2 separate regions of the Mus musculus genome follow, and region 1 is linked to region 2. A link is a loop called in an ENCODE intact Hi-C map of the cell type or tissue named here. Cell type or tissue: left cerebral cortex. All regions are shown on one strand. Each heading gives the region's core, and the rest is flanking DNA. Links, peaks and the distances in the headings are about the cores only. Region 1 has its middle 2.7 kb from the start of Plp1. Region 2 has its middle 9.8 kb from the start of n-TAtgc1.

Evidence for each region. Hi-C counts contacts between places; a loop is a spot of excess contacts. Peaks named below come from ENCODE experiments on the same cell type or tissue, not always from the same donor. Only the 100,000 strongest peaks of a DNase experiment are listed, where the experiment ranks them.
Region 1: it touches region 2 in a loop (9-fold over the local background); 3 of 42 quality-filtered maps call a loop at or near these places.

The regions. Positions count from the first base shown.
Region 1 is chrX:136,817,842-136,822,239 of GRCm38, forward strand. It overlaps a transcript of Plp1 not described here. Among named protein-coding and RNA genes, the nearest start is that of Plp1, 2.7 kb to the right of the region's middle. In left cerebral cortex, for the core only: a CTCF peak has its summit at 2,641 (motif pointing left); a DNase peak (open chromatin) is centred at 2,637.
Region 2 is chrX:136,597,940-136,602,337 of GRCm38, forward strand. It overlaps a transcript of Tceal3 not described here. Among named protein-coding and RNA genes, the nearest start is that of n-TAtgc1, 9.8 kb to the left of the region's middle. In left cerebral cortex, for the core only: a CTCF peak has its summit at 1,685 (motif pointing right); a DNase peak (open chromatin) is centred at 1,692.

The sequences.
Region 1 (4,398 bases), core at 157-4,156, 220 kb after region 2:
GGAGGATTGAGGCTTCCCTTGCTTCTTCGTACTATCTGTTAGCCTAGTTTCCCAGGAAAGGGACTTTAGCTTCAAGGTTAGACATTCTGTTCTATAGCACACCAAGTTTAGATTGCAGTGCCACCACTCAGACTGACCCTTCAACTGGCTATGCAGCCAGATACTTGCCTTTGTTTCTCTGAAAGGCCCAGAAAATTCTATCATCATTGCTGTTGTTGCACCAGGAGGAATAGGCAGGTTTATCTCTGTAAAGACTGCCCGGGGCTGTGGTATCAAGAAGTGGCCTAGGCAACTGTTAGAGCTGATTCCGCAGTGGACAGATGTAGCCCACAGTATTGGTGGACCCTATAGAGAGGTAGAAAGGCTTTGTGCCTCTGTCACACTACCTCCTGGGTCTTCATCCTTTTGGATAGCATGGATGCTTGTTTTCTCCTACAAGAAGCAGAGCTAGGGCACCCACCCCTTCCCCAACCAGCTGTGCCCTAAGGGAGTTTCCAGGGGGTTCCTACTCCCAGTAGCACCCTCATTGGCTGTATATAAGAATATGGTTGTGGGCAGGGTGAATGTCAAGTGGGACAGTGGGGGCCAGCCTAACCAGTGTACTGAGGGCTGCCTGAGATCCGTGGAAGAGACTTTAGTGGCCTGCGGACTGCTGTATTGAGGAAGTTTTCAGATGAAAAGTTAAATAAAATAAGCATGAGATCCATATAATTACCAACCACAGCCATGCTAAAGGATGTAGAGTAAAACGGCTTCCCTTAATCTCCAAATTCCCACCCCTTTCTCCAGAAGCAGCCATTTTTTAGCAGGCTAGGTGTACCATTCCAGAAATAGACATTCCCCCTCGGGAAGGTTCTCCTTTTTGTTTCTGGCTTAGTCTGAATTTTAACTGTGATGACTCTTCTTTTTTTTTCTGACTTCATATTTTAATCATATACAAAGGAGAGAAAATAATAGAACAAACCTCCATGTTCTCATGTAGTTGTAATAATTATCAACATTTGGCTCATTATTTCATTAAATCTTGTTATTACATTTTTCTGGAGTGGGCAAAGCTCAAGGATTGTGACATTTGGCTATAAAGACTTCTAAAATAAAGACTCTTTAAAAAGCATTCTTGTGGCCAGGGATGCAACTTAGTAGTATAGGCATAGAATACTGAGAGTCTGAGTTGGATTTGCAATAGCACATAAACTCAGTCAGTCTTGGTATTATAGCCACACCTAAGAAGCATCCCAGCAGTCTTTTCTATCGATTGTCTCTTCTGAATCCCACTTATTTGAAGCCCATCAAGATATATAAAACCCACTACATTTCAAACATTCACTTTATATTTTGCTTAGAGGAGTATGAAGGGTTAGGAACTTGGGTCATAGCAGCCAGAGAAGCTCGCTCGCCCATCCTCCCCTTTGCTATTCTTGTTCAGGAAAGAGGCTCTGTATTCAAGCATTCTTTCAGAGCAGAACAATTGTCCCAGCAAGTTCCAAGCAATGAATCTGGACAGAGGTATTTTCTAAAGGTACTTTTGTCTTTTGCCTATTAGGTGACTTCTGTGTACCCCATTACTCAAATGATAAAAATAAGTATATCTATAGAGTTAGGTGACTATTGACAACCAGGGAATAATTTTATTTTTGTTGTCATTAGACTTCATACATCTGCACTCTCTAATAGGGCTACCCAGGCAAAGCCAGCCAAGTTTTCAGGGTTCTAAGTGGGTTACATGGTTTCTTCCCACTGGATATTTGGCATTTCTCAGGTTTGAGTGTTCTGAGTTTATTTATCTGAATATTTTCTCTTCTAAGCGACTTTCTTACTCTATCCCAAGCTATTTGCATATCTCCCTTTTACATAAATACACAATTTACAAGTCAGCCCTGTCCATCCTTACATTGCTCCTTGAGTTACCAGAAGAACAACACCCTCACTCCCCACAACACACACTGTGCATGACCAAAGAATGCGACATCTCTGGCCCTCAGCCCTCAGTTCTCTTGGCCAAAAAGGCATGGCCAAGCCAATCGGCATAAAGTTGGGTGTGGAAAGTTCTATCTGCAAACACACAACACTTGATACATCGTCTGCCACTCTGCCAGTATTCTGTGCCAGGATTGTGAAAATTTGTAAAAGCCAGCCACTCGCCTTTCCAAATTTGGCCTGTGATGACACAGTATTGGATGGGACAAGAAAAGCCTCAGCTCTAGACGCTCTGGATGAGCCCGAGAACTCAGTCATACTGGGCCTTCTCTGTTTCCTTGTCTATCTTCCAAGTGAACATTCAGAGAAGTGAACCATCAGATTAGGCACTTACGAGCTTATCTACTTTTCAGGGAGCAAGTCACTGGACTTCTCAATGCCCTGGTTCAGTGGAGCAAAGAAAACTTGTTTGCTTTCTGGCCTTCCAGAATCTGATATGACAGGGGAGAACATGGAGGTACTATCCAGATGTTTTGTAGTTCATTGAAGACAGTTGCACAACTAAACTAAGCTGTGATCAAGGGGGCCCACGTTTTCTGGTTTACTGCTAGAACTGCATGAAGCACACTGTTTACTGGTATACTACAACCCTGCTTTGTTCTTCCTCACAGGCTCCCAAAGCAGGCAGCAGACTGCAACCATGAAGGCTCTTGGTGCCCTCTGGAGGAATGTTCAGGCATTGCAGAAGCCCAGCCAGAATGGAGACTTGTTTTTTGTTCAGCTCACTTAAGAGACCCAATGAAAGCAGAATCATAGACACAGGTAGGGTGGATGGGGTTTTCTTGGGTCAGGGAAATTCTTGAAGACTGGAAAAAAAAAGTCCTCTGAGGACTGTAACAGGAGCTTAGAAGAAGGATGCAGAGGGACTGTGCAGGCAGACTGTCATGTCAGATAGACAGAGCAACCGCAATGCACTAGATCCGAGGGAGCTGGGAACCTTAGGGGACAGGGGAGGGTGTGACATAATCGCCTGGCTGAGCACCTTTCCTAGCCATTAGCAGAAGAGCATTGCAGAAACAGAAAGATCTGCCCCATCAGTGAGGAGAGAGAAAAGGAGGGACAAGAGAAAGAGAACAGAAAATCAAATTCAGAGTAAGACAGTGGAGATGATAGAAAGGAGCAAAGAGGCCTCGGGGAATATGGTAGATAAGTTTGTGTCTGGGAGTTTACTGGGGAATTATTTCCTTCTGAGTAGCATAAACAGTCCCAGAGATGCTGCTGAGAATGGCTGAGATGCATCTGAGGAGTCAACCTGAGCGATTCCCCCCACACATAGATCAGCTTTGGCTATTGGCTTTTTGATTTCCCCACATCAGAATTCCCAAAGTTTAGGGTCAGTTCTTTTTGCCATCGTCCCTCTCCTCCAGGGCTGTCAATATAAAGAAGACCTACAGCTTCACTTCCATGACAGGCCGAGTCTGTGTCTGGAGAGCAGACCTAGGAAGGCATGGGTCTTAAGATCCTCAGCAGTCAGTCATGGCCTTAGTGTAGGATGCCCTGGGAAGCTCCTACCATACTGTTCCTCATGAGGCAGGTTCAAGGATCCCTTACCTTTCAAGTTGTACAAGAGCAAAAGATTTGTTTTAGAACCAGCCTCATACAGTCTACAATTCTGGAGTCCAGAGTTGTAGGTCCTACTCAGTTTTCCTCCTCTATTGTCTCTTATCTCAAGACAAAAACCACAGGACAAGTTCAGGAGGACATACCTTATTTTTTAGAGGTATAGAAATGACAAGTTCCACAACTTTCCTTAGAGCCATTCAGCAGTAGAATCTTGCTTCTAAATCAAGAGGGTTATGAGTGTGAGGCTTCTGAGGTGAGAGAGAAGATAGACAAAGAAACCACATAAGCGCTCCTTAAGGTGCACCTGTTTTAGAAAGGACTAGAAAAGTTTGCCTAGCTAACATCACCTTTTATATTTGGTTCCTTCACAGACGTCAGAAATCACTCTTACCATTGTAAATGGTTCACAAATACTTCCCCTCTTTTTACTGCTTGGCCATATTTTTTCATAGAATCCTCTTTGAGACAAGGACTGTATTTTCTTTCTCCCCCCCCCCCCAACTCTGACTGCTGCTTTCCCAAACGCTCCTTCCGTCTCCTTAGCCTCATCTTCACTCTGATGGGAACACTATTTCCTGGGAAGAGTTTTGACTAGCTGCTTGCCAGTTTGTGATAATGTCTTGTCTCAGAGTTCATTTTCCTTGAAAATTGCCTACATGGTCCACTCTGGCCTTTTTGTCCCTTGTGACCTTGGCACAGGTCTTGCCCTCTCCTTTGTATCTCTGTTATCCAAATGTACTCTCATTGCACGTCTGGCTTTTTTGAGCCTGGTCACACACAGTCTGTTCATAGAATCAGCAGCTGGTTCTATCTGCATTCTTCTAAAACCAAAGCTTTTGAAGAAATTATTTTAAATGA
Region 2 (4,398 bases), core at 151-4,150:
TATTCTCTACATTTACCTAATTGTGGGAAGCCACATGTGCCGTTGCAGAGTGGCACTGACTACTGCTGGCCACCATGCATAAGTTTGGACAAAAAAACCAATGTGTACATATGCAGTAAAGTTTTTTAAAGACACTGCATGGCCCAGGCATGATAATGAGGCTTTGGGAATATAACCAATCAGATGTGAGACATGCAAATGAGGTATGATAATGAGGCTCTGTGAGGTACAGAGAGAGAGAGTAGCCAATCAGATGAGGAACATGCAAATGAGGCGTAGTGCATAACCAATCCGGGTGTGAGACACGCCTCTCCTAGGCCTATATAATCCTAGGCCTATATAAGCAGCACCAGTTCTGGGCTCGGGGTCTCTTCGCCTCTGCAATCAAGCTCTCCCAATAAACGTGTGCAGAAGGTCCTGTTGCAGCGTTGTTACTGCTGGCCAGTCCGGCACGCGCAAGACCTAATAAAATGTGAACCCCACATTTATTATATTCTCAGAAATGTTTCTTCTTCTACAGGACATTGGCCATACTGCCAGTTTCACTGATGAAACAAATGAGAGTTTTAGTAAAAGTGAAAATGCTGCAATTGTCTAGATACTGCAGCTAAGGTGTGCCCCAATTCTTTCTCCAGAAGTCCTTCTTAAAATATGCATAGTTCAACATCATTCTGACACATATACAGGGATGACTGATATTTAAACAGGAATAATCACCAAAGCCCACACCCCCACAAGATCTGCAGGCAAGCTTTCTGACACTCCTCTTTCACAAACCAGGATACTGGGCTCTGAGAAGAGCCTCCTTCTGTCTTATCCTCCCAAATATGACCTGCCTGGCATTGGAAATTATTTCCAAGGCGTGCTGACTCAGGGAATCAAACTGTTGGGGCCAGGAGGTTCCCCAATCTCTCCCAATCTCCCAGTACATAATCTCAGGTCTCAGATAGGTCTGGAGTCTCTTTATTTTCTCCTGTACCCCCAGAGACTTTCAGCCCTATGGTAGTGGACCCACCCTCACAGTTTAGTGCAGAGAAAACCCTGTTCTTCCTTCCCCATCATTTGCATCTCTACACACTATACTGAATTTTCAAATTTACTTTTGATTTCAACCATCATTACTCAGCTTAAATGTGTGACTGTCAAGTTTTGTTTTTTTTTTTTTATTCTGTGATTCTTCTGCAGGGTCAGAACCACTGATTCTGCACAGCCAGCCACAGATAGTAGAAGAGCAGCATCCAGTCCCTTGTTACTTATCTTTGGAGAAACTGGGGACACACATGCACACACACACACACACACACACACACACACACTTGATAGAGTTTGTACATGTATATATTTTCTATACACAGTGGCAGTATTGATTGTGGCCAGTTTCATGGGGCAAATGAATTAGATGCACAAATGGATTTGCCTCTGTGTGCTGTGTGTGTGCCTGCATGTGTGTGTTCCTGCTTAGACTCATACTAGCTTCTATAGCTTCATCAAGTCTATACTTTATATTCACCTTAGACAGGGGTTGGGTTCTATTAGATATGCCTAAGACATGAACTTTTATATTCCATGAGAGGTACAAAGATTCCCCAAACTCCAGAACTAAGGTCCTATCAAGTCCAGTTTACAGCCTAGGGTCTCTTCCTTTATCAGGCCTGACTCGCACTGATGCAGTTCTCAATACAGCCACTAGGTGGGAGCAAAACTAAATTCTTGCAATTTCGTGAAAAGGGCTATTTTACACAGTAGCAAATATCCCCAAGTTAATGTATTTCTGGTGTGTTTGGAAGCTTCAAGGGTGTACTAAAGAAGTTCCGATTGTGGATCACCACAGATCTAGTACTCAACAACTCACTTCATCACTTCTCAGTGTAAAGTGAGCAATTCAAACTGTGTAAACAGTGCTCCTTCATAGAGAATATGGTGTCTGATTATTCAGGGCATTTTGTAAAGAATATAGTATTCATACTGGGACTGAATTCTCTGGCACTCAGATTCATTTCAAAAACATTCCAACCCCTCTCCAAAAGGCTAGCCAGATCCCTCCCTGACAAACACCTTCATTATCTCTCAATCATCAGAATTGCACTATGCACCTTGGGGACTTTCAAGAGCACCCTGGTTTATGGTCTGTTTTACAATTATTTTTCATGCTTTTTACAGGCAAAACTAGAATCATTCTATTCAAAAGAGTTTATGCTTTCTTTTTGTGTGCATGCACCTGTGAGTGCCTGTGCATGTGCCTGTGTGTGTATGAATGAATGTGTGTGTGTATGTGTGTGTATGAATGAGTGTGTGTGTCTGCATGTCTGTCTGTCTGTTCGTGTGTAATGCATGTACAGGTTTACACTCATGTGAAGGCTATAAGAGGACATTAGGTGACTTACTCTATCACGTTCTGATTTATGCACTGGAGGAAACATCTGTCACTAGACTTGGAACTAGGCTGGATGTCAGCAAGTCTCACCCAGCAATCCATCTCCACAGCAGAGGGTTGCAGTTGCCTGGGTCACTGTGGCCAGCATTTTTATCTTTAAATATCCTGGGCAAACGCATGCTCCTAGAGTACAGGAATGATGTAGGAAACTAGTCAGGAGTACAGCCTATAATTATCATGAGCAAAATTATGTGCATTAATGGCTAGCATTCTTATGATCTCTGATATTAGCATTATGACATCTCATTCTGTTGTATGTGTGAATATGCAAATGTAACTTATATGTTACATTTAATATGAGTATTTTCTCTGCTTTCGATGAACTATTATGCTGAGTTGAGGAACACCTTCTGATTTAAAAACAAGGTATAAAATATGTTCCAATTTTTCCCTTCTCGCTCATGGATGGATGCAGGATATACATGTGTATGTATGCATACCCGCTATGGTGACATGTGCATATTCATGGGTGCTTCTGTTGTTTCCATACTGAGAACCCCATTTGTCCTGGTTCTGAGGCCATCAAGTAGAAGAACTCGCCCAGGGTCCTGAGGTCTGTGCACGGTCATGACAACTAGAACTCAGGCCTGGTCTCTCACCTTGTCTACTTCATTATTACTCTTTACTCCATTAAAATATTTCTTGTTACTGAGGATCAGTGAGGAGAAATCTCTTCACCCATACCAGACAGCGAGAAAATGAGAGAGCAGAAGTCACAGGGGATCAAAAGCATTAGATCAGAAGTCCCCACAGCTCGGGTGTGGTCCTCAGCTTTCTCCTTGTTGGGACTGTCTCCTGTTAGCTATGGCACATGCTAAGCTACCAGTCTCCTGAGCTCCTGGGAAATATTTTGTTACCACAGCTTGTGTGGTTGGAGGAGTTCTGGGATTACAGACATGTACTGTCTCATACAACTGTACATGAATTCTGGAGATCTGACCTTAGGTCCTCATACTGTTCTGGCAAGCACTTCACCCAGGTGCCGCAGACCCTCTGGGTCCCTATGTCTGAGTGGAACGGGTCTCTAGTCACAGGTGTGCAATTGGATGAGATGACAGACAGATGCACACAGGAGAGGTTGTGAAGGATCTGAATGTATTTGTCAGGTCGAGCATCAAACTTTTTATAGTACAGAGAATACAAGGGGTTGGAAATCACAGCAGGCAAGGTACATTGAAGTTACCAGGTACAAAAGAAAGGAATGACTTCGAAAGGACTTACAGGAACCAGGTAAATGTTTACAGTAAAGATAAAGCAGTCCTGCCTAGGATCAGCTTAGTGACAGGCAAGGATTTCACACTCTAGTGTTATACCTTTGAACCTTGTGAAGGCACCAGGGGGTTCTGCTCTTGTCAGACCTCAAGAATAATGCAATATCACAAACCCCTAATTTCCTAGGCCTTGCTAAATTCCTATTTGAGTGTAACTTTTAAGTATCTGGAGAATCTTCATTTGTCAGGAGAATATACCAACTTGCTTTTAATATGCAATGTAGCCTGTACTGAAGATTTCTATCTCAGTGAGATTCCCTGGCTCTTTCTGCAGAACAGTTGAGCCACTGGCTCTGTCTATTGTAATGCTTAATTAGTTACTGAATAGGTTAACTTCCTTACTGCCTTCTCACAGGATTCTAAGCTTGGCTGCTTCTGGGATCTTGGAACACTGGGGAGACTAACTATAACAGAATTTAATCTTAAAAGGCATTATAAAGGAGTGTTCCTCTTTCTCCACATCCTCGCCAGCATCTGCTGTCACCTGAATTTTTGATCTTAGCCATTCTGACTGGTGTGAGATGGAATCTCAGGGTTGTTTTGATTTGCATTTCTCTAATGATTAAGGATGCTGAGCAATTTTTCAGGTGCTTCTCAGCCATTCAGTATTCCTCAGGTGAGAATTCTTTGTTTAGCTCTGAGCCGCATTTTTTAATGGGGTTATTTGATTTTCTGGAGTCCACCCTCTTGAGT